Regions from separate parts of the Homo sapiens genome. Here regions 1 and 3 are each linked to region 2. A link is a loop called in an ENCODE intact Hi-C map of the cell type or tissue named here. Cell type or tissue: mammary epithelial cell. All regions are shown on one strand.

Region 1 (8,000 bases), 440 kb after region 2:
AGGGTCTAGCAGCCAGCCCAGTGTATGAGGGTTTTCGGAGAATAAAGCAGAGAAAATAAATGAGAGAATAAGACAGTAAAAAAATCTGTGGGCTCTTACTCTTGTTATCACTGCATCTTGTTTTAGCAATTTGATGAAACTTAGTTCTGGGAGGCCAACTTCAAATTGTAATTGAAGCCAGTGATTTATACCTATCCAATTTTTGACTTAAAGAATTTGCTAAGATCATGTAGGTTGAAAGTGTCTTCAAACACAATAGATATTCTATCCATATTTGGGGTAGAAGTGAAAATTGATTCATCACAATGTTTATGGATTTTTACAGATTTGGATTCTTCTTGCAAACCCTGAACTATTAAAGTAAAAGTCTGAAACTTAAATTTTAAATAATAAGATTATTTTTTATTTTTTTTTGCCAGGGTGCTGTTCAAGGCCCTGAAGAATTTGCAGAGGGGTTAGTGATTGGAGTGAGAAGCCTCTTTGGACACACAGTAGGTATGTATCACATATTTGTGTATATGTGTATATTTTTTATTATATTGTTATGAAATACGTTGTTATGAAAAACAAATGCTTTTATTTAATAAAGGAGGGATCACTTTCTTAATAATCCCTTTTAAAAGACATGTTTCCCATGTTTTTAAATGAAAAATAACAGTAGACTGCTGGTTTTTTAATATGTCTTTGTAGTGTTGAATAAATGCAAATAATTTTACATTTAAATTAAATAATTTTATTCCTTTTCTTGTTAGATGGGAAAAGTTAATTTCTGCATTTTTTGTATGAGACAGAATTTTAAGCACCTATTAGTTTAAAGCAATTGCATGCTATATATTGTGATAATGCTGTTTATATAAACAATGTAACTTCTCTGAGCCTTAAAAAATTATTTTATTTTTAATTGACACATGATTGTATATATTTATGGGGTATAGAGTGATATTTTGATAAATGTATACAATATGTAGTGATCAAATCTGGTAATTAGCATATTTATCACCTCGAACATTTATCATTTCTTTGTGTTGGGAACATTCAAGACCCTCTCTTCTAGCTATTTGAAGACATACAATAAGTTGTTGTTAACTATAGTCACCCTACAGTGCTATAGCATGCTAGAACTTATTCTCCTATCTGGTTGTGATGTTGTATCCATTAACCAATCTCTCCCTATCCTCTCCTCCCCCTACCCATCTCAGCCTTTAATAACCACAGTTCTACTCTCTAATTCTATGAGTTCAACTTCTTTAGCTGTCAGATGTGAATGAGAACATGCAGTATTTGTTTTTCTGTGCCAGACTTATTTCACTTAACATAATGTCCTCCAGGCTCATCCAAGTTGCTGTGAATGACCGGTTTTCATTTTTTTTAATGCCTGAGTAGTATTCTGTTTGTGTGTGTGTGTGTGTGTATCACATTTTCTTTATCCATTCATCCGTTGATAGACACTTAGATTGATTGCATATGTTAGCTATTGTCACTAGTGCTGCAGTAAACATGGGAGTGCAGACATCTCTTGATATACTCATTTCTTTTCTTTTGGGTATATACCCAGTAGTTGGATTGCTGGATCATACGGTAGTTCTAGTTTCAGTTTTTTGAGGAGCCTCCATACTGTTTTCCATAATAGCTGTATTAAGTTATATTTCCACTCTCAGTGTGTAAGCATTCCCTTTTCTCCACTTCTTTGACAGCGTTTGTGATTTTTTTTGTCTTTTTTATAATAACTATTCTAACTGGGGTGAGATAATATCTCACTGTGGTTTTGATTTGCACTTTCCTGATGATTATTGATCTTGAACATTTTTTCATATACTTGTTGGCCATTTGTATGTCTCCTTTTCAGAAATATTTATTCAGATCGTTTGCCTATTTTAAAATCAGATTATTTGTTTTCTTGCTGTTGAGTTCCTTGTATAGTTCCTTGTATATTCTAGAAATTAATCCCTTGTCTTTGATAGGTGGTGCAGCAGGAGTTGTATCTCGAATCACCGGTTCTGTTGGGAAAGGTTTGGCAGCAATTACAATGGACAAGGAATATCAGCAAAAAAGAAGAGAAGAGTTGAGTCGACAGCCCAGAGATTTTGGAGACAGCCTGGCCAGAGGAGGAAAGGGCTTTCTGCGAGTAAGTTCTTTGCTGAATCTTTAAGAAATCTGCAACTTAAAAAAAAGTGTATTCTAGCTGGTTGTGTGAAACTTAGAATGCTGCTTATGAGTCTAGGCCTGTAGGAATAGAAAGAATGATAAATGATGGACTTCCCAGTTTCCTTTTTGCTCCCCTTCCCCATTGTCACCACCAGATCTATCCCCTGAATTGTCAGATTTCATAAAACTGTAATGATGACAGGGTAGTACTGGTGTAGAAGGCGAGGAAGTGAGAAGCAGAGATACATGGTACCTATGGAAACTAGAGGGAGAAGGAGCTCTGCAGGTCATCAGCAATTGACTGTTTCTGTGGAAGGGATGTGTGAAAATTAATTGTTGATAATCCAGGAACTGCCTTTCATTACTTTTTAATACTTTTAAAATTATATAGGTAATATATGAATACTGCTTAATTATATAGGTGATGTATGAATATTCTTATAATTATAAGAACTTAAAAGTTATTGTTAATAAGTAAATAAAACATTATAAGTAAGGCTAGAATACCCTAATCATCTCATCTGTTTCCAATTTAAGTGTGTATCCATCAGTTCTCTTTCTGTGTGTTCATAGAATATACAGGTATTTTACTACCATTACTTCATAATGATTAAAAATGTATTAGTATATTCATGTTTTAATTTTGGAAATAATTTCAGGAAACTGCTGTGTTTTTTGATAGTAATTTGTAATGTTGGGTGTTACAGTTACTAAGGCACTTTATTTGCCAGGTTATTACCTGTCCCTGGGAGGGCCCTTTATTTTCAGTTTTCTACACTTCCACTAAGTTACAATGTAATCCCCTTAAAATTTATAATTAGATAGTAAATATTATTTGGCTCAACTCACTCATTTTGCTGATGTGGAAACTGAGACTTAAAGAGATTTCAGCTACCCATGGTTACGTAGCTGATTGGTGTCATAGCCAGATTTAAAATCCTTTTACCTGCTTTACTCCTGTTTCTTTTATAAAATTTATAAAATGCTTTCATTTAAGATTTGCTGTGATATGATATTTGAAAAATCATAGTGCTAACTTATATGTGTATGTTGTTCACATTATCAAGTTAAGTCTTCAATTTTTGTTGTTGTTGTTGTTATTTCCAGTATGTCTGTAGAGACCTCTAGTGGTTGGTTTAAAATTAAACACCTTCCATTCAGTCTAAACTATATGATTGATTTCTCTTTCAGGGAGTTGTTGGTGGAGTGACTGGAATAATAACAAAACCTGTGGAAGGTATGTTGAAAATATTTCCTTCCTTTACAAAGTCTGAAGACTTGATGCTATTAGTAAACATAGTAGATGTTATTGCTGCTATATACTTGATTGAGAAAATTACTGACTGAATTTTATATTCGTAGCCTTAAGTTGCTCAATGAATGTATTTTCCTTAGAAAGCAGAGAGGTTAAGTAGTAGATCATGCTTCAGACTTTGAATGCTATTTTTAGCAGGGCCAGAGATAAACTAGATTTGTTTGGGTCCTCAGTAGCAATTTACTCAGTTTTGCTGTTGTTGTTTTTATCCCATTAAAAAAGCACATTGCTTATTCAGTGCAACCCTTATCAAAATCCCAGTTGGTTTCTTTGCAGAAATTGACAAGCCAAGTCCAAAATTTATATGGCCATTCCAGGGATCCCAGATAGCCAAAAAAAAAGTCTTGAAAAAGAACAAAGTTGGAGGACTTCTACTTCCCAAATTGAAAACTTACTGTAAAGCTACAGTAACTAAGACAGTGTAGTACTAACATAAGGATAGACATATAGAACAGTGGGATACTATTCAGAAATAGAGTTCAGAAGGAGTCAGAAATAGACTCTTACTTATGGTTAACTGATCTTCGACAAGGATGTCAAGATAATTCAATAGGAAAGAACCGTCCTCAAGAAATTTGCTGGGACAACTTCATATCTATGAGCAAAAGAACAAAATTGGACCCCTACCTGTACCATATATAAAAATGAGTTCACAATGGATTAAATACCTAAATGTAAGAGCAAAACCATTAAACTCAGAGGAAAATATAGGAGTCAATCTTCATGACTTTGGATTAGGCAAAACTTTGCTAGAAAAGATACATAAATTGGACTTCATCAAATACATAAATTGAACTTCATCAAAATTTAAAATTTTTGTGCTTCAAAGGACAACCATGAAGACAGGGAAAAGACAGCCCACAGAATGGAAGAAAATTTTTGCAAATCATATATGTGATAAAAGACATATCTAGAAAATATAGAGAACTATTAAAAATCAACAATAAAAAGACAACACAATTTTAAATGAGCAAAAGATATGAATAGACATTTCTCCAAAGAAGATATACATATGGCCAATAAACACATAAAAGGATGGTAAACATCATTAGTCGACAGGGAAATGCGAGTCAAAACTATGAGATACCGTTTCACACCTACTGGGATGGCTAGAATCAAGTGTTAAGAGGATGTGGAGAAATTGGAACCCTCATACACTACTAGTGGGACTGTAAAATAATGCAGTCATTTTGGAAGAAAATAGTCTGTCAGTGCTTCAAAAAGTTAAACACAGAGTCACCATGTGTCCCAGCAATTCTACTCCTAGGTTTATACCCAGAAGATTTGAAAACAGGTGTTCAAACAAAAACTGTGCACAAATGTTCATAGCACCATTATTCAAAATAACCAAAAGATGGAAACAACCCAAATGTCCATCACCTGATACATGAATAAACAAAAGGTGATATTTTCATACATTAGAGTAGTACTCAGTCATAAAAAGGAATCATGTACTGGTACTTGTTACAAAATGGATGAACCTTGAAAACATGATGCTAAGTAGAAAAAAAAGTCACAGTACACCACATATTACATAATTCCATTTGTCTGAAATGTCCAGAATAGGCAAATCCATAGGGATAGAAAGTATCTGTAGGTGGTTACCTAGTCTGGAGGTGGGGAGGGGCAGGGAGGAATGGAGGTACACTGAGTAAGATTTGGTGGGGAGAGGCTGGGGGAAATAGGGAATGATTGCTAATGGAAAGGGGGTTTCTTTTTAAAATGATAAACATTTTCTGAAATGGATTGTGGTGATAGTTGTAGAAGTCTGAACATACTAAAAGCTAATTTATCCTAAAATTTAATTTGTACATTTTAAATGGTAAATTTTATGGTATATGAATTGCATTTCAATAAAGTTGTTATATATTTTTTTAAAAGCACACTCCTTGAAAAATCTAACGGTCAGCATTAAAAAAGAGAATGTTTACTGGTCCCTTCTTACACCTGCAAGTTGCAGGTACTGATGAGACTCCTAGATCAGTAGTTCTCAAACTTGAGCATGTGTCAGGATCACCTGGAGTGCTTAGAAAAACATAAATGCTGGCCCCGCCCCCAGAGTTTCTGATTCAGTAGGTCTGGGGTGGGGCCCAGGAATGCGCATTTCTAACACACTTTGAGAAACCACTATTTTATCACATTAGGATTACATTTAACTTCTTTAGAAAGCCAAATTTTTGTAACTTCCTGGGTAAAACAGTTCAGTATCTGGCCCAGGTTTTGGTTGAGCTCAAACTTGCTCATTTAAAAATATCTTTATCCATTCATGGTCATTGGTTTTCTGAAGGTGCCAAAAAGGAAGGAGCTGCTGGATTCTTTAAAGGAATTGGAAAAGGGCTTGTGGGTGCTGTGGCCCGTCCAACTGGTGGAATCGTAGATATGGCCAGTAGTACCTTCCAAGGCATTCAGAGGTAATTGAGTACATACTATGTGCAAGGTATGTGTCTGTGTGCTAATTATTACAAGGAATACATAAATAGATTAGATTATTTGCCTGCTCCTAAGGATCTTAAAGTCTAATTGAAAGCTGTGGTAGCTTTAAAACATAGAGTGCCTCCAGAAAGGAATAAGAAAAGACATATTTTGCGAACATGGTGAAACCCCATCTCTACTAAAAATACAAAAATTAGTTGGGCGTGGTGGCGGGCACCTGTAATCCTAGCTACTCGGGAGGCTGAGGCATGAGAACCGCGTGAACCTAGGAGGCGGAGGTTGCAGTGAGCTGAGATCGTGCCACTGCACTCCAGCCTGGGCAACAGAGGGAGACTTTGTCTCAAAAAAAAAAAAAAAAAAAGAAAAAAGAAAAGAAAAGAGACATATTTTATGGCTAAATTTCTCTTTTATTCAACAAATGTTTATTACCTACCATGTGCCAAGCCCTGTGCTAGACACCAAGGATACAAAGAGTAGATGAGCTAGGCCCTGCTTTTATTATTTTGATATTTCTTTTTATTTTAGAAAAGGTTGGGGGATTTGGAGTCAGACAGACTTGGTTTTAATACTTTTGCATTATTTGGGGAAAGCTATTTAAAATTACTGATTGTTTTTTGTGAAATATTTATGTATTTAATCAACACACACATTATTTTGAAAGACTCTCACGTATTTTCTTACACTTACTCTGATGCCTTATTCAGGGCAGCAGAATCAACTGAGGAAGTATCTAGCCTCCGTCCCCCTCGCCTGATCCATGAAGATGGCATCATTCGTCCTTATGACAGACAGGAATCTGAGGGCTCTGACTTACTTGAGGTAAATTTTGTTCTTCATGGTCACGAGTGAAATGGAATTTTAATGATTTCTAGGCCCAGGATTTCCTAGGTGGTTCTTAAAGTTCCTGATTCTTGAACTGCTTTAAGTATTATACATAGTTTCTAGAGTAGAATTTGATTGTTTTTCATTTTAGCATGTGTTAAATGGAAATTACAGATGATTTTTTTTCTACATGGGAGCAAAGCTTTTTTTTGTGTGCAGAAAAGATAATGTTAAGTCATAGGCTATATCACTATTTCTGTGATAGCTCATTTAGTTAACATTGTTAATTTTGTTTTCCTGCTTTGTAGCTGATTATTGGAACTTCATTGCTTCCATTTCTCCCAACCAAATTAATTTATTTGCACTACTTTGTAAATCTAGATTTATTCCAGTAACTAGAACTAGATGAGAGAATAAAAGATTATGTATAATTATGATCTTGTTAAACCTTAAAAAAAATTTAAGAGCTTTTTGGCTTTTATTTTAGTTTTAACTTGATTATATTTTGATAATATATACATATATAAATTGCTATTCTCCCATGACAGGCTTTCCCCCAAAAGAAATGTATTAATATTTTTCTACCTTGACTTTAAAATAAAATGCCTCTTAATTGTTCTTCCTTTGGTTTTTATTGTATATGATTACGTTTTATCTATCTTTCTGCATGCTTCTAACTTTATTTTCTTTGTTTTTCTGCCTGCACAGCAAGAACTGGAAATACAGGAATAAATGTTTCCTAAACTACTACTTGATTTCATCCTTAAAAATCAAAACAAACTGTGGTGTTAATTGACTGTGTGTGAATTCCATTGTCAATTTTAATGAAATTTTCTTTAAAACTCTCACCTCCATCTGAACTTTTCATAGTAGTGGGATTGACTACAAATAAAAACTTGTGGTATTCCTGGTAATACTGTCCAGAAATAAGAGATTAGTATAAAATATTAAAGGATGCAGAGAATCAGCTCTCTTCTGCGTTTAATAGATGAAAGCCTTTATTGAGCTCAGAAGCAGATACTGTTACTATCATTTCGAAAATTTTATCTTATGGTGTTCATGTGCATTTCAGGTAAAATTGAAAAACAGGACAATTATTATGTCCAATTAATATGTTTATGTTTGTGAGTCTTGATGATGGAATTACATAGCTTTCTGTTTCACAAATGGCTCTAAATTTGCTTAAGTTACGGGACTATTACCTGGAGCATCTGCTTTAATAATTGAATTGTCAGTTGCTCTGAGCCTGCCCTTAGACCTCAAGTAATAAATAGTTGGCACATGA
Region 2 (8,000 bases):
TATTTTTCCATTTTTTGGTGTCCTTTTCAATTTCTTTCATCAATGTTTTATAGTTTTCATTGTAGAGATCTTTCACTTCTTCAGTTAAGCAAATTTCTAGCTATTTAATTATATATGTGACTATTGTAAATGAGATTTTTAAAAATTTCTTTTTCCCCTTGTTCACTGTGGGCATATAGAAATACTACTGATTTTTGTATGTTGATTTTGTATCCTGCAACTTTACTGAGTTTTCTTATCAGTCCTAATAGTTTTTTTGTGGAGTCTTTAGGTTTTTCCAAATATAAGACCTTATCATCTGCAAACAAGGATAATTTGACTTCTTCCTTTCCAATATGGATGCCCTTTCCTATCATTCTCTTGTCTGATCGCTCTAGCTAGGATTTCCAGTACTATGTTGAATAACAATAATGACAGTTGGCATCCTTGTTGTGTTCCAGATCTTAGAGGAAAGGCTTTCAGTTTTTTCCTATTCAGTATGATACTAGCTGTAGGTTTGTCATATATGGCTTTGATTATGTTGAGATATGTTTCTTCTATCCCCAGTTTGTGAGAGGTTTTATCATGAAGGAATGTTGGATTTTATCAAATGCTTTTCCAGCATCAGTTGAGATGATCATATGTTTTTATCCTTAATTCTGTTGATATGATGTATCACATTGATTGATTTGTGTGTGTTGAACCATCCTTTCATTCCAGGGATAAATCCCACATGGTCATGATGAATGAATTTTCTAATTGTTGAATTTGGTTTGCTAGTATTTTGACAAGGATTTTTGCATCAATATTTACCAGATATTGGCCTGTATTTTTCTTTTTTGGCATATCTTTGTCTGGTTTTCATAACAGGTTAATACTGGCCTCTTAGAATGAGTTTGAAAGTATTCCCTCCTCCTCTATTTTTTGGAATAGTTTGAATAGAATTGGTATCAGTTCTTCCTTAAATGTTTGGTAGAATTCAGCAGAGAAGCCATCAGGTCCTAGGCTTTTCTTTACTGGGACTCTTTTTTTACAACTTCAATTTCATTACTTCTTATTGGTCTGTTCAGGTTTTGGATTTCTTCCTGGTTCAACCATAATAGGTTGTGTGTGTCTAGGAATTTGTCCATTTCTTCTGGATTTCCTAATTTATTGGCATATAGTTGTTCACATCACAGTAGCCACTAATGATTCTGTAAATTTCTGCAGTATCAGTTGTAATGTCTTCTTTTTCATTTCTGATTTTATTTGGATCTTCTCTCTCTTTTTCTTAGTCTGGCTAAAGGTTTGTCAATTTTATTTAACTTTTCAAGAAACCAACTTTTTGTTTAATTGATTTTTTTTATTTTTAAATTTCAGTTTCATTTACTTCTGCTCTGATGTTTATTTCTTCCACTAATTTTAAGTTTGGTTTACTCTTGCTTCTCTACTTCTTTAAGATGAATCATTAGATTGTTTATTTGAAGTTTTTCCTCTTTTTTGATGTAGACATTTATAGCTATAAACTTTCCTCTTAGTATTGTTGCTTTTGCTTTACTTGCTACGTTTTGGTATGTTGTGTTTCCATTATCATTTGTTTTAAGAAATTTTTCAGTTTTCTTCTTAATTTCTTCACTGACCCACTGGTCATTCAGGAGCATATTGTTTAATTTTCATGTGTTTGTATAGTCTCCAAAATTCCACTTGTTGTTAACTTCTAGTTTTATTCCATTGTGGTCAGAGAAGATGATTGACAAATTTCAATTTTTGGATCTTTTAAGACTTGTTTTGTGACCTAACATATGGTTTATCCTTGAGAATGATCTATGTGCTTAGGAAATTAACTGATATTCTTTAGTAAAAAAGAATCTCTTCTCTTCCCCTCCAGCCCGGTTTTATAGTATCTACACAAATGGATTCCTTTTTATCTAGTCCATTATAATCCTTTACTTCATTATTGATTTTGGTGCTCAAACTGCCCTGAAGTTGACCATGGGAGCCTCCTGAACCTGGCTCTTGTGTCCTTTTGGCATGTCTCCATCAGTCTTTGAACGTATCCTCACCTTCTAGAATTGTAAGACTTTCCAGGCTCATCTTATACTTTCCTGGAATCATCCATTGCTCTAAAAAGCCCTGATTCTTTTTAAAGAGGAATCAATATTAAATCCTTATATGTCATAATGATATTGTGGTTCCTTAGGAGAATATCTTTGTTCTTGGGAGATACATGCCGAAACATGCAGAGGTGAAGTGTCATGATGCTTGCAAGTGCCCCAGTTACTGGGATATCATTGCTTTGAAGCCCTTTCAGTGGGTATACCTGGAGTATATGCTATATTTTTTAAAAATATTGATTTTATATTACATCTCCAATTCAAATCCAATACTACAGGGTTCTTTTTCATCTACACTCATTCCAAATTCTCCTACAGTGAGAGGCTTGATATTTTCTTCTCCAAAATATCAATATATTTATTTGTTTTATCCTGCAATTATATACAAAATAGTTTCAGAATTATACTTGTTGCTTTACTAACAACAAACCTACTATGTGAATTCAAGATTTTTTGCAGTTATTTGTGGCCACAAGATGTTACTCACTTAGATTATGTTATTTTCAAAAATTACTTGAATTGATTATACTTTCTCTGGTGTTATGTTAGCAATTTGATATACAATTAAATTGACTTGTGTCTGCATTTAATGTTAGGGTTTGATCCATTTTGAATGTGGAAGACATTTTCTTTCTTTCTTTCTTCTTTTTTTTTTTTTTTTTTTGATGGAGTCTTGCTCTGTCACCCAGGCTGGAGTGCAATGGTGGGATCTCGGCTCACTGCAAGCTCCGCCTCCTGGGTTCACGCTATTCTCCTGCCTCAGCCTCCCGAGTAGCTGGGACTACAGGCGCGCCCGCCACCACGCCCGGCTAATTTTTGTATTTTTAGTAGAGACGGGGTTTCACCATGTTAGCCAGGATGATCTCAATCTCCTGACCTCGTGATCCCAAAGTGCTGGGATTGCAGGCATGAGCCACCGTGCCCGGCAACATTTTACTGGTTTAATAGTGTAGGCCTAATCTTGTTTTCAGCAAGACAACTGATAAATTTCTCATGATAACTTCAGATAAAGTTTTATCTGCTAGAAGTACCCCAACTAAACAGTTGTGGTGTGGGTCAGTCTAATTTTGGAGAAAGGTTTCCAGTGACAACTATAGGACCCAGTGACATTATAGAAACAATTACCAATGCTCTCTTACTAGATGGTAGTAAGCTCCTTTGCAACAGACACTGTCTTTGAATCCCCAGAGCCTAAGAAATGATTAATACATAAAAGCTGTTCAATAAATCTTTATTGAATGAATGGAAGGGTGAACAAATAGATAAATCAGTGGTTGGGAAGAATATCTCCAGAAGCTAAAGTGATGGGTTACCACCAATTGAATTAAGTAGGACTGAATGAAGTGTGACATTTATGTTATAAAAAACAATGTACGTACAAACATAGAGAATGTGGGAATCCTGGCTTAGCAACTATGTAAAAAGATTTTTTTTTTTTACTCAAGATGTTGGTGCTCAAAAAGCTCAACACCTTGATAAAATTATAGAGTTCATTAAATATTTTCTCTGTGTATATAATATCGGGGTAGTCCCACTGCCCATTGCTCTGAAGTGCTGTATCCAATTCCAAGTCACACACTTTTTAAGTGGGACACTGAGGCAGAGGAAGTGCTTTTAGGAGGGTAACCAGGAGGTTGAAGAGTCTGAAAACCACATCCAGGTACTATTATAGGTGATAGAAAATGCTGGGGTAGCTTTCCTTGGAGATGATTTTGAGATGAGATGACATAACAACTCTTCAAATTCCTGAAAGATTGTCATGAAGGAAAAAGATTAGTCACTCTGTGGAGCTTCAAATAGCAGAACTAAGACCAATTCATGTAAGGCATAGAGGCTGACTTCAGCCCAATATAAGAAATTCCTACAGAGTTGAACACAGAGGGAATGAGTCACTTCACATTGATGAGCTCCAAACATGCTGGGGCCCGCGGCATTGTCAGCCACTGCCTGTGTGACCATCTTTCAGGAGTGTTGGAAGGGAATGCCCTGCTTGAATTAGATCAAATACACCTGAAGGAACTGTACAGCTGAAAGAATCCACACTTGAGCCTTCCAGGCTAGTGTCATCAAAGAACATTACTGTTTTCTAGTAACTAGATTTCTCTAATAATGGAGGAACATTTTCATGTACTGACAGGTGTGATTTTTGTGTAATTCACCATGTGGCTCTAAAGAGTGTTTATCAAATTCAGATCACACATACTAATCCTTAAAATACTGCTGAATATACTGCTGTTAGAGCTTCACAATCAATGAGAACATCTTAGAGGGTCTGAGGAGGAAGTTGTTTTAACTTTAACTCAAAATTGCTTAAACATAGTTGTCAACAGAACTAATTTTTTTAATGCTACTATCTCTGCTTCCAAGTTTCCTTGGTAATACTGGCTGCTTTCCTCCTTTTTGCGTCTCCTGCCTCTGGGGTCATCATTTAATGCTGTTTCTAGTGTTTGAGACCGCAGTCTCAAACACAATTTTCTAAAGCAACCACAAGGTGGCTCTGCTAGTCTTACAAAATAAAGCTGCCGGCCTTTCCTGTAACCTCCGTCTCCTAAGGGCCTTGTGCAGGACTGCTCCGCAAGGCCTGGGAGCACTAGGTTACCAGTGTACATGAGTTAAGCTAGAACGACTGCGCCTGACCCAGATGAGTGACGTCTTCCAAAGAGCGTTATAAGTACTGGTGTTTTCTGGTTGTCTCTTCCAAGTTCCCATTTTGAGGATAAATTTCCTTAGAATTCATGAGTGGAACTCTTTTCTTCCAGGTCAGTGAAGAGCAGAAGGCCCTGAAATCTGGCAAGACCCGTTTCCTGCGAAGCCACTAGATCGTTTCAACTAAGTATATTTCATTTCCTTCCTGGTCTGTCAGCAGAGAGAGAGGTGAAGCAGGAAGCTGAGCTGTTGGCACCTCCAGCTTAGCCCTCTGTGCTAATGAGTTAATTCTAATTAGCAGCAGCAGGAACAGTTTAATGGTGTTCCGATCCTGACTGCACCATCATCAAAAAAAAATTGATTTTTGCAGGTGTATGCATTTTAATGAATGGGAAAAACAAGCATTGTCCTCAAAGCTAAGAAAGGGATATTTCTCACTGAGTCGAAAGAGCTTACACCAGCTGTGCTGCGGGCGGGCAAGAAAGGTTAATGGTTTCCAAGGGCTCTCAGTGTCCTTTGGTTCCCGATTCTAAGATCTATGTGTACATAGACGGTACCTTCAGATATCTTCAGAAAAATCTCTCTGCTTCTTTGTATCAGCTCCTTCTGTGTTGCCCACTGTGTTCTTCCTGGGTAAGTCCTCCCCGAACTTCAGAATTTCATCCATTCATTCATTCACTCATTCATTCACTCATTCAGTAGAAATATTTACACCTACTTTGTGTACAGTACATATGCTACATGCTATAGTTATTGATTGATTGATTGAGACGAAGTCTCGCCCTGTCACCCAGGCTGTAGTACAGTGGCACGATCTCGGCTTACTGCAACCTCCGCCTCCCAGGTTCAAGCAATTCTCCTGCCTCAGCCTCCTGAGTAGCTGAGATTACAGGCACGTGCCACCACACCCAGCTAATTTTTGTATTTTTAGTAGAGATGGGGTTTCACCATGTTGGCCAGGCTGATCTCTAAATACTGACCTCAGGTGATCCACCCACCTTGGCCTCCCAAAGTGCTGGGATTACAGGCGCGAGCCACTGCCCCCGGCCCTATCGGCGATCTAAAGATGAATTCCCGTCTCATGGAGGTTGGTAAGGGGGGCAAATACACAAATACATGAAAAGTAACAAGTTATGAGCCAAAGGTTGGACAGGACAAGGAATGTGTGCTGAATATGGAAATTTCACCTTGTGGATTCTCAACTAGAACGCTGCATTATGAGGTCGGAGAGAACTCTGTAGAATTCTCTCCCAGAGGGTTATCTATGTTCAGTCACCATTTATTCTTTTTAAATTGTCTGAAGTTCTCAAAGAGGTGGGAGGGAAAGGAGGATCAGTGGTCACATCATTGCTTATCCCTGGGGTTCCAGGAAGGATGTTACCGACAAGAAGGTAATAATACCTGGAAGAGGACTTAGAAAATGTGACAGAAGTAGAGGCTAGCATACTGGCTGACCAAAGATATTTTCTTGATATTTCTGCCCAGCAGGATATATTGGCTCTGGAGTTATTTTTTGTCTGTCTTCAAATGAGATTTTAAAAAGTTATTCATAAAAATTGTCAACATACAAGAATAGTATAATAAACATGCATATTTCCAACAGGAAGATTCAACAGTTGCTAATATTTTGCCACATTTGCTTTGTCTACCTGTGTGTTCCCAAAATATCTCTTAAAGATGTTTTCCCTCTGAAACTAGCATCCAATTAAAACTCATGCATTGGTTCATTGGTTGCCACATCTCTTTAGTCTCTTTTAATATAGGAGAGTTTTTTGTTTTTTTGTTTTTTGTTTTTTTAAGACAGTCTTGCTCTGTCATCCAGGCTGGAGTGCAGTGGTGTGATCTCAGCTGACTGCAACCTCCGCCTCCCGGGTTCAAGCGATTCTCCTGCCTCAGCCTCCCAAGTAGCTGGGATTACAGGCATCTGCCACCACGCCCAGCTAATTTTTGTGTTTTTAGTAGACACAGGGTTTCAGCATCTTGGCCCAGCTGGTCTTGAACTCCTGACTTCGTGATCCACCCGTCTTGGCCTCCCAAAATTCTGGTATTACAGGCGTGAGCCGCCGCACCTGGCCAACAGTTCTTTGTAAAAAAAAAAAGACTCTTTGAAGAGACCATGCTTCAATTGTCTTACACATTATGGAATGTCCCTTATTCTGGATTTGTCTGTTGGTTTCCTCTGATGTCTTAAAACTTGCCCTACTATCCTTCTGTGTTTCCTAGAAACTGTAAACTTAGTCATAAAGATGATCCTGAGTGCACAGTCTTTCTTGAGACTTTCAGCCAGTAATGAAAGACAGACAAGTGTTAGCAAAGGTGTGGAGAAATGGGAACCCTCATATATTGCTGGTGGGAATGCAAAATGGTGCAGCCGCTCTGGAAAAATAGTGTGTCTATTTCTTTAAAAGTTACAGATAAATTTATCATACAACTCAGAAATTCCACTCGTATCTACCCAGGAGACATAAAGACATATGTCCACACAAAGACCTGCCCATGAATGTTCGTAGCAGCATCGCTTTTAATGGGCAAAAAGTGGTAACAAGTCAAATGTCTATCAACTGATGTATGAATAAACAAAATATAGTATATCCACAGAACATTGTTCAGCAATCAAAATTAATGAACTATTGTGATTCCTCAAAATATTAAAAATAGAACTACCATGTGATCAAGCAATCTCACTTCTGGGTGTATATCCAAAACAATTGAAAGCAGTGTCTCAAAGAGATATTTGCACACCCATGTTCATAACAGTATCATTCAAAATAGCCAAGAGATAGAAGCAACCCAGATATTCATTGATGCATGAATGGATAACCAAAATGTAGTATATACATGCAGTGGAATATTTTTAGCATTAAAAAGGAAGGAAATTCTGTAAATTCTGTAAATGCTACAACATGGATGAAACTTGAAGATGTTAAATGAAATAAGCCAGTCACAAAACGACAATCATTATATGATTCCTCTTATATGCGGTATCTAAAGTAGTGCTTTATGCCCTTTTTAGTCTGAGTCTGGCTATGGTTCTGCTGGTCACCTCTGGGGGTTTCAAGAGCCCGTTCCACATCTGCATTAGTGGTTGTGGCCTCTGGAGTCCTTTCCTAAACTGTTGCAAGCTGAACTGATCTTAGGACTCATGAGTTGATCAGTTCAGCTTGCAACAATTTAGGAAACTTCACTGGATGCATGGTTAGCTACAGTGACAGCCTGACTCAAATGAGCGCTTTTTGTCACAGGTTTAATGTAGCCGAAAGCCCATGTGCCATATTGAAAACT
Region 3 (8,000 bases), 230 kb after region 2:
AGAGACTCCATCTCAAAAATAAATAAGTAAATAAATAAATAAATAAAAATGTTGAGATGTTTCTCATTTTCTGATTCCCTCTTTTAAGACTCCCTGTCTGTAGTACTATTTGTAACACTTACTTTGGCACCACATATGTTTCTCAAATGGCTCATATGAGTATAACTAGTCTACTAACTCTCTTTGCTATAGGATCCTGGCTCTAAGATAAGCATCCATTGAACATGCTAGAAGCTTGGAGAGAAATCTAGTAACATCATCTATTATGAAGCAAAAAGTAGAGCTAATATTTATTGAGTGGTTCTAAATATTAGCCACTGTGCTGAGGACTTCTAATGTATTATCTACTTAAATCTTTACAAAGATTTCATGTGGTAGGTAATATTTATTACTCCTCTTTACTAATGAAGAAATGGCATTTAGAAAGGCTAATTCATATGACCAAGAGACACAGCTAATAAATGACAGCTGAGATCTGTAACCCACATTCCTCTGACTTTGAATTTAAACTCTGCTTAAGAAATGAATTTGTTATTGACAATGATGTTTGTAGAGTTGCTACAGAGTGCCCAGGGCCCACAATCCAACCGCAGATTTGTAGGTGGAGTGGTGCCTTTGACTCATGACTGTTAGAAACCGGCTCTGCAGCCGTATTCTACCTCTGATGTCACTACATGGTTCATATTTCTGCTCCACCAGCTGCAGGATAATAAAGAAAGGAAAGGAGGGATTGTCGGCTCCTTGACAAAAGTAGACTTTATCAATCTACATAAAAGAAAAGCAAGAGAGTGTCTAAGCCCCATCTCTAGTCAGACTTTTCTCAGATTATGTAATTGTTATCTCCTTTAATTGACTCTCACAAAATTTGATCCTGCTGTATGATAGATCTCTTTATCTGTTTTTTTTTTTTTTTTTTTTTTTTTTGGCAGAGTCTCGCTCTGTTGCACAGGCTGGAGTGCAGTAGCGCGATCTTGGCTCACTGCTACCTCCGCCTCCTGGGCTCAAGTTATTTTCCTGCCTCAGCCTCCTGAGAAGCTGGGACTACAGACACATGCAAGCCACAATGCCCGGTTAATTTTTGTGTTTTTAGTAGAGACAGGGTTTCACCATGTTGGCCACACTGGTCTCAATCTCCTGACCTCGTGATCCACCCGCCTCGGCCTCCCAAAGTGCTAGGATTACCGACGTGAGGCACCGTGCCCGGCCTATCTGTATTGGTTTTAAATGGCTAAATTAATGAGTTTTGGAAAGAAACACAGTAACTCTTACTGAACACTAAAGCTGTGGAATCATCGCTGAATATTTAAAAATCTTGATGTTCCAGGTTTCTTTAATGGACCCGCATATTTTCTGAATATCTTATACCAAGATAATGATGATTACATTACATCGAAATTCGAACGTACAGTTTCTATTGAATACATATCGCTTGCTCACCATTGTGAAGTCAAAGAATTGTTAAGTAGAACAATTTTAAGTCGGGGACCGTCTGTATATATTTCCTTCAAAAGTTCCTTATTGTGCAAGTGTTGGTGAGGGTGTTGAGCAACCAGAACTCTTACACCTTGTTGGTAAGAAAGTAAAATGACACAACCACTCTGGAAAAGAGTATGTCAGTTTCTTAGAAAGTTAAATATACAGCTACCATATAATGATCCAGCTGTTCCACTCTAGGTATTTACCCAAGAGGAATGAAATCATACAACCATGCAAAGTCTTGTACATGAATTTTTGTAGCAGTTTTATTCATAAAAGCTTGAAATTGGACATAATCTAAATATCTATTAGCAGGAGAATGGATACTGATTCTGGAAGCCTAACTTCCCAAATGGGGTCAGCCTCCCTTTAAGCTTGTCTCATAATGAACTCCACCATATAAAGAGCTTGAAAGTTGTCATTCCCATTCTTACAATAAGAAAACAAAAATGAACAAACTAAAAATTCATAATTTTTCTTAGACCTATCAGAGATTAGATGTAGCAAGGCAAACCACTACCCTGAAATCTGGAGGAACAAGCTGACATGGAGAGTCAAGCCAAGATCAGCTTACCTGGAGCAGAAGCTACTGGAGCCATAAACTAATGGGAATACTAAATGGTTATTTTGACAAATTCCTGGAGGCTGAGTATGGACTAATGTGAGCATGAGATACTCCTGCGATCCACAGTCTTGGGGTTGGGGGAAGGGTGTTGTAGGTGGCGCACTTTCATGGGTTATTCCCAGAAGCCCCACCAGGTTCTCATGGTGAAGAGCTAAGAGAAAACTTAGCAGTAATCATTTTGAAATACTCTCAAAGCATTTTTCCATAACAAAAATCTACTCTTCTTGAGAAAAGGACCTTACCAGAGTCTTATGAGCTTAGGAGAGGGGCAATTCCTCAACTTGAGCCCTGCTAGCCTTCCCATCTCACCTGGAGAAAAAAGGCTAAGAAACATTTGTGAAGGTCTCAACCCAAGGACAATGGTCCACTAGTAGACTGAGATTTAATCATAGAGTTATAGACTGCTTTCCTTTCCCAACATTTACCACCATATCAACAGGGGTCAGGACATCAGTGGATAACAGCTGAAAGAGTTTCAAGGCAGATGCTTTATGTAAGAAGGTGCTCTTAGGGATACTCAAGACAGCAGAGGAGATAAAAACATGGACATTAAGGGAAACTGGCCGCAGATACTTACAGCTATAGCAAAGAGCAACCACAGCATAACTCCTCCAGATAAACATAAAGCCTCACACTATTTACCTCAGTTCCTAGTATCTGATTATTCATGCCCAGCTTTCAATAAGGCACACTAGGAGACAAGATAAAAACGATCTGAAGAGACAAAGCAAGAGAACCAGACTCAGATACGACACAGGTTTTAGAACTGTCCGACCAGGAATTTAAAATAACTATAATTAATACGTTGAGGGCTAGAATGGGAAAAGCAGACAACATGCAAGAACATGTGGGCAATGTAAACAGAGACAGGAAAACCTAAAAAATGAATCAAAAGGAAATGTTGAAAATTTAAAATGGCTTCATTAATAGATTGGACATGGCCAAGGAAATAACCAATGAACTTGGAGACATGTCCATAGAAATTTCCCAAACTGCAATGCAAAGAGAAAAAAAAAGAGCAGAATATCCAAGACTGTGTGATGATTCCAAAAGATGTAACATATGAGTGATTGAGAGGAAAAGAAAGAGAGAATGAAGCAAATGAAGTAAAAATGGATGAAAGTTTTTCCAAATGAATGACAGACACCAAAGAACAGATAAATTAAATAAATTACAATGTGTTAAGGGAAGGGAGGGAGGAATTGGGAATACCCTATTATAATATAGCTACCTGCCCATGAAGCAGTATATAGTGCAGGGGTACCCAATCTTTTGACATGGGCCACATTAGAAGAAGAATGTCTTGGGCCCCACAAAAAATATACTAACAATAGCTGATGAGCTAAAAAAAAAAAGCAAAAAAAAAATCGTATAATGTTTTAAGAAAGTTTACAAATTTGTGTTGGGCCGTATTCAAAGCCATCCTGGGCCGCATGCCGTCCACGGACTGCAGATTGGACAAGCTTGGTATAGTGTTAGTTGAAAGGGATTTAGATTACTTGCAAATGCATAATGCAAACACTAGGGCAAACACTAAAGAAATTTTAAAAAGAACTATGATTGATATGCTAAGAAAGAGGATAAAGTAAAATCCTATGAAATGTTCAATTAAAACCAGAGAAATCAGAAAAAGAGGAGAAGGGAAAAAAGAAACAAATAATGAGTGCAAGGAAAACAGTTACAGATAAAGGGATAAAATAATTGGGGTTTAGACATTTGATAGTCATCCAGTCAGCAATATAAAGAATGAACTATTGATATAGGCAACAACATGGATATATCTCAATAATGCTGAGTGAAAGGAGCCAGATTCCCCCAAAAAGAATATATACTTAATTTTTCCATGTATATAAAATTCTACAGATTGAACTAATCTACAGTAATAGAAGGCAGAATCAGTAGGGCTATGGAGAATTCTTAGCTAAGAATTTTATTATGGGCTTATAATGTCTATGACATTAATTTGATGGGATTTTGCTACGTGAATGTACAGAATAGTAAAACTTGGGTTTCAAAACACCATGGGCTGTCGTGCATCTGTTTTTTCTGTGAACTCAAAAGCCTGGAGGCAGAACAGTTTCTTAAATGCCATGGTTAAACTAAGTGCTGGGGATGGATATGGGGAGAATGTGAATTGTTGAGGTGTGTATAAAAGAAAATCAGATTCAAAGAAATTATCATCTGGGAATATTTGAGCCATACTGAAGCTAGCATTTTAGGTTAGAATACATTATCTTTGTAAAACCAGCTGACAATGCAGTGTTAAAATTTTTACTCAACTGATGCTATTTAAACCGGCATATTCTGTTTATTGTGTAGGGCTTTTCTTTGAATATGTTCAAAGAAAAGATATTTAAACCACAAAGAAGCAAGATCATGCCATATCATTTATGGAGAAGATGTGAGTACTAAAGCTTGATGAGAAGAAACATGAGAACTATTAAAAGCAGTTTTCTGTAACCAACATGCTATTGCCACACACTCCCAACTTCATTATTAAAGGAAAAAGTTTTCCCCTCTTTATTTAAATCTAAAATATTTTTGCCACCTTGTGCTCTCAGATAGGTGTATTAAGTTACTTTGCAATGTGAATCTTCACTACAATCTAATATTAGCAAAGGTCTTCAAGAAAATAGGGTCCTGGCATTAGATTGACCTTTAGTTGAAATGGTCTAATATCTAATAATAGGGGTAGAGCCAATTGACAAAACACTTGAGGGATCCACTAGAGGGCAGTAAAGTGTAAATGAAATTTAAATTTGCCCCAGAAAGGCTAATGTTATCCCAAACATTTGTATTGCAAGTAAGATTTCTTGAATGCAAAAACATTAGATTAGATTAGTGATGTACAGTGTTTCTCTTTTCCTGGAATTAGTAGTCAAAGAGCCATTAGATTGAAGAGCAAAATGAAAATCAAATTGGTTCTAGTCTCAGCTCTTTTTACTGACTGTGTGATTTGGGGCAATCTAAAATTTGCTTCTCTGGTCCACTTCTATGATATAGATTTGCACAAAATGATTATTTTTAAATATTTACTTATTTATTTGTTTATTTATTTATTGAGACAGTTTCGCTTTGTTGTCCAGGCTGGGGTGCAGTGGCGCGATCTTGGCTCACTGCAACCTCCACCTCCTGGGTTCAAGTGATTCTCCTGCTTCAGCCTCCCGAGTAGCTGGGATTACAGGTGTGCACCACCACACCCGGCTAATTTTTTTGCATTTTTAGTAGAGACAGGGTTTCACTATGTTGGTCAGGCTGGTCTCAAACTCTTGACCTTGTGATCGGCCTGCCTCGGCCTCCCAAAGTGCTGGGATTACAGGCATGAGCCACCGCACCCGGCACAAAATGATTATTAAAGTTCTTTTCAACTCTAAAATTTTATGATTTTATCATTTATGATTCTATCTCAGCCCCTTTAAAACCTTTTTGATTAGACTCAGGTTATTTGATCAACCATAACTTGCCATTAATGGTGATTCTGTTTGGAAATCACCACCACTATTTCATAAAAAATTTAGATCCCTCAAATGCACTGATTTACTTTCACGAAAAAAAATCTACTTAATAAAATGACATGTATATAATCTAGTGACAACAGTTATTGCAACATCTTCTGGAATAAAAACTTGGGCTATTGAAACTATCAATGCCATTTTTTATTTTAAAAACAGAAAAATTAAAACCCACAATTATACGTAGCCAAGTTGTTTTCACTCTCCATTTATTTTCCTTTTAAAGTGCTACATTTGTGAACTCATTAGCAGTTACCCTATCAAAATTTCAAAATCATGAAGAAGGTTATACATAAAAAATGAATGTTGGCTTGAGGGCCAAGGAAATATTGACTGATTAGATAGAAGAGCACATGATAGATCTGAACTACTCTATGTCATCATTCATTTGGTCAACAACTGCAAGCTCCTGGATGTGGCTGATTTTGATAAAGTCATAGAATTCACAGTATTCTTCACATTTGTTCAATGGTCATCATAAATACACATCACAATAACCCTAATTTGTGACTGAAACAGAAACTCTTTTCTTTTTTCTTCGAATTTTGTATAATATTTATTTTATCAAACTCTTTTCTAAATAGCATTTTTAATGAACATGAATGTATAAAACTGTGAACAATTTTAATAAAAGCAGAAACTGGTCGGGCATGGTGGCTCACGCCTATAATCCTAGCACTTTGAGAAGCCAAAGCGGGATGACAGCTTGTGTCAGGAGGTAGAGGCTGCAGTGAGCTATGATCACACCACTGCACTCCAGCCTGGGTGACAGAGTGACGCCTTGTTTCTAAAAGATAAAATGAAATAAAATAAAGCAGAAACCATTTCTGAATCCAGATTGATAATGGAGTCATATTTAACACCATCCTGTATATTTAAATATTTTCAATTTTTTAAACCCTCATTTAGGATGCATTTTCCTATTTGCATAAAAAAAAGAAAAAAATGCCCTGCTGGCAGTGAATTCAAGGGATGAGGGAAAATCGTCCTCTAAAACAGGATTGTTAAATCTGGAATTATTATCAGAAGCCAGAGGTAAAACCATGCTATCTGTACACTCTCCACTGCCTGTTCCAGCAGATAAACTCACCTGGTTACAACAAGGCTGGCACCCATTTCTATGATTCTGAGGCCGGTTAGCTTCCTCCTCAGAGCTTTAGACCCATCAGCTCATCTCAATGCCTGAAGTTATTAGCATGAGATAATAAATTATTCATTTCAAGCAATTTGTTTTTTCACCAAAAGCAGGATGAGGAATACAAGTAGACACGAACTTCAGTGTCAACAGTTTCAGAGAGAAGTTGCACAATACTCGCAACTTTAATAGCGAGCCCTTTAGACACTGTGGTATTACCTACATAAGAGTAATGAGTGAAATGCTGATTGTCTAGGTTCAAATTCTGGCTCTGCTCTTTATTCTGTGCCTCAATATCCTCATCTGTAAAATGGGCATAGCAGTGCCTCCTTTTGGGGGTTAAAACATAAATTAACGCTTGTAAAACTATTTATTATTATTATTATTATTTGCAGACAGGGTCTCACTCCGGTTGCCCAGGTTGGAGTGCAGTGGCACGATCTCGGCTCACTGCAGCCTTGACCTCCCAGGCTCAAGTGATCCTTGCGCCTCAGCCCCAGAGTAGCTGGAACTACAGGTGCGTGCCACCACGTCCGGCTAAATTTTGTATTTTTTATGGAGACGCGGTCTTCCCATGTTGCCCAGCCTGGTCTCAAATTCCTGGGCTCAAGCCATCTGCCCGCCTCGGCCTCCCAAAGTGCCAGGATTACAGGCGTGAGCCGCCACACCTAGCCTATTATAACTATTATTTAAGCTTAGAATATTAAAATGGTTTCATTTTCTCCAATGCTTTTCCAGTGAGATATAGCTAGGAGTATCAGGCTGGCGTTCCAACTAATAATTCACTGTTGATCTTGGACAAGTCACTTCACCTCTTTTGCCCTCATTTTCTTATCCGGGGTCTTAAACAAAATGCTTCAAAAGTAAATGCTCCAAGATGGTCTCCATGCATGTTGTGGAAAGCACCAATTTTAAAATGAGGTGATTGGAGCAAACAGATCGCCAAGACACTTTCTAGTTCTAACACTTCATGTGATTCATTATTTCCTAGGCGTGTGTGGTACATATGGTATGCAAATGGCTGTCTATATTGGGAAACACTGTAGAACCATTCCATTTGCTGAAAAAAATTCTGGAGGTATCTATGGAAAATATCATATCTTTTACTGGGATAGTTAATCTAGAATCATCTCTGCCAGTGTTGTACTGAAACGGGACTGATAAGAACAACAAATACACGTTTATTTTGTACCACGCGGCTGTCAGTGTCCGGAGTCCCCCGGGCAGAGCGCCCCGGGGAGGGCTGGGCCCT

The links. Hi-C counts contacts between places; a loop is a spot of excess contacts. Peaks named below come from ENCODE experiments on the same cell type or tissue, not always from the same donor. Only the 100,000 strongest peaks of a DNase experiment are listed, where the experiment ranks them.
Region 1: it touches region 2 in a loop (12-fold over the local background); 35 of 110 quality-filtered maps call a loop at or near these places.
Region 3: it touches region 2 in a loop (8-fold over the local background); 34 of 110 quality-filtered maps call a loop at or near these places.

What each region holds. Positions count from the first base shown.
Region 1 is chr15:61,867,371-61,875,370 of GRCh38, reverse strand. It overlaps VPS13C (vacuolar protein sorting 13 homolog C), which reads left to right. Exons shown (of 85, transcript NM_020821.3): 77 at 420-495; 78 at 1,962-2,125; 79 at 3,337-3,382; 80 at 5,748-5,871; 81 at 6,598-6,712. All of the region lies in intron 2 of LOC124903501 (a long non-coding RNA gene), which reads right to left. Among named protein-coding and RNA genes, the nearest start is that of LINC02349, 140 kb to the right of the region's middle. In mammary epithelial cell, a CTCF peak has its summit at 3,263 (motif pointing left); no DNase peak of the experiment used is centred here.
Region 2 is chr15:62,303,661-62,311,660 of GRCh38, reverse strand. MIR8067 (microRNA 8067) reads left to right here and starts at 6,927; the gene lies at 6,927-7,003. In mammary epithelial cell, a CTCF peak has its summit at 4,570 (motif pointing right); DNase peaks (open chromatin) are centred at 3,940 and 4,590; H3K27ac peaks cover 460 bases.
Region 3 is chr15:62,068,723-62,076,722 of GRCh38, reverse strand. It overlaps C2CD4A (C2 calcium dependent domain containing 4A), which reads right to left. Exons shown (of 2, transcript NM_207322.3): 2 at 5,806-8,000. The coding sequence ends at 8,000. Among named protein-coding and RNA genes, the nearest start is that of C2CD4A, 5.7 kb to the right of the region's middle. RefSeq lists a silencer at 7,917-8,000. In mammary epithelial cell, a CTCF peak has its summit at 4,817 (motif pointing right); a DNase peak (open chromatin) is centred at 632; H3K27ac peaks cover 288 bases.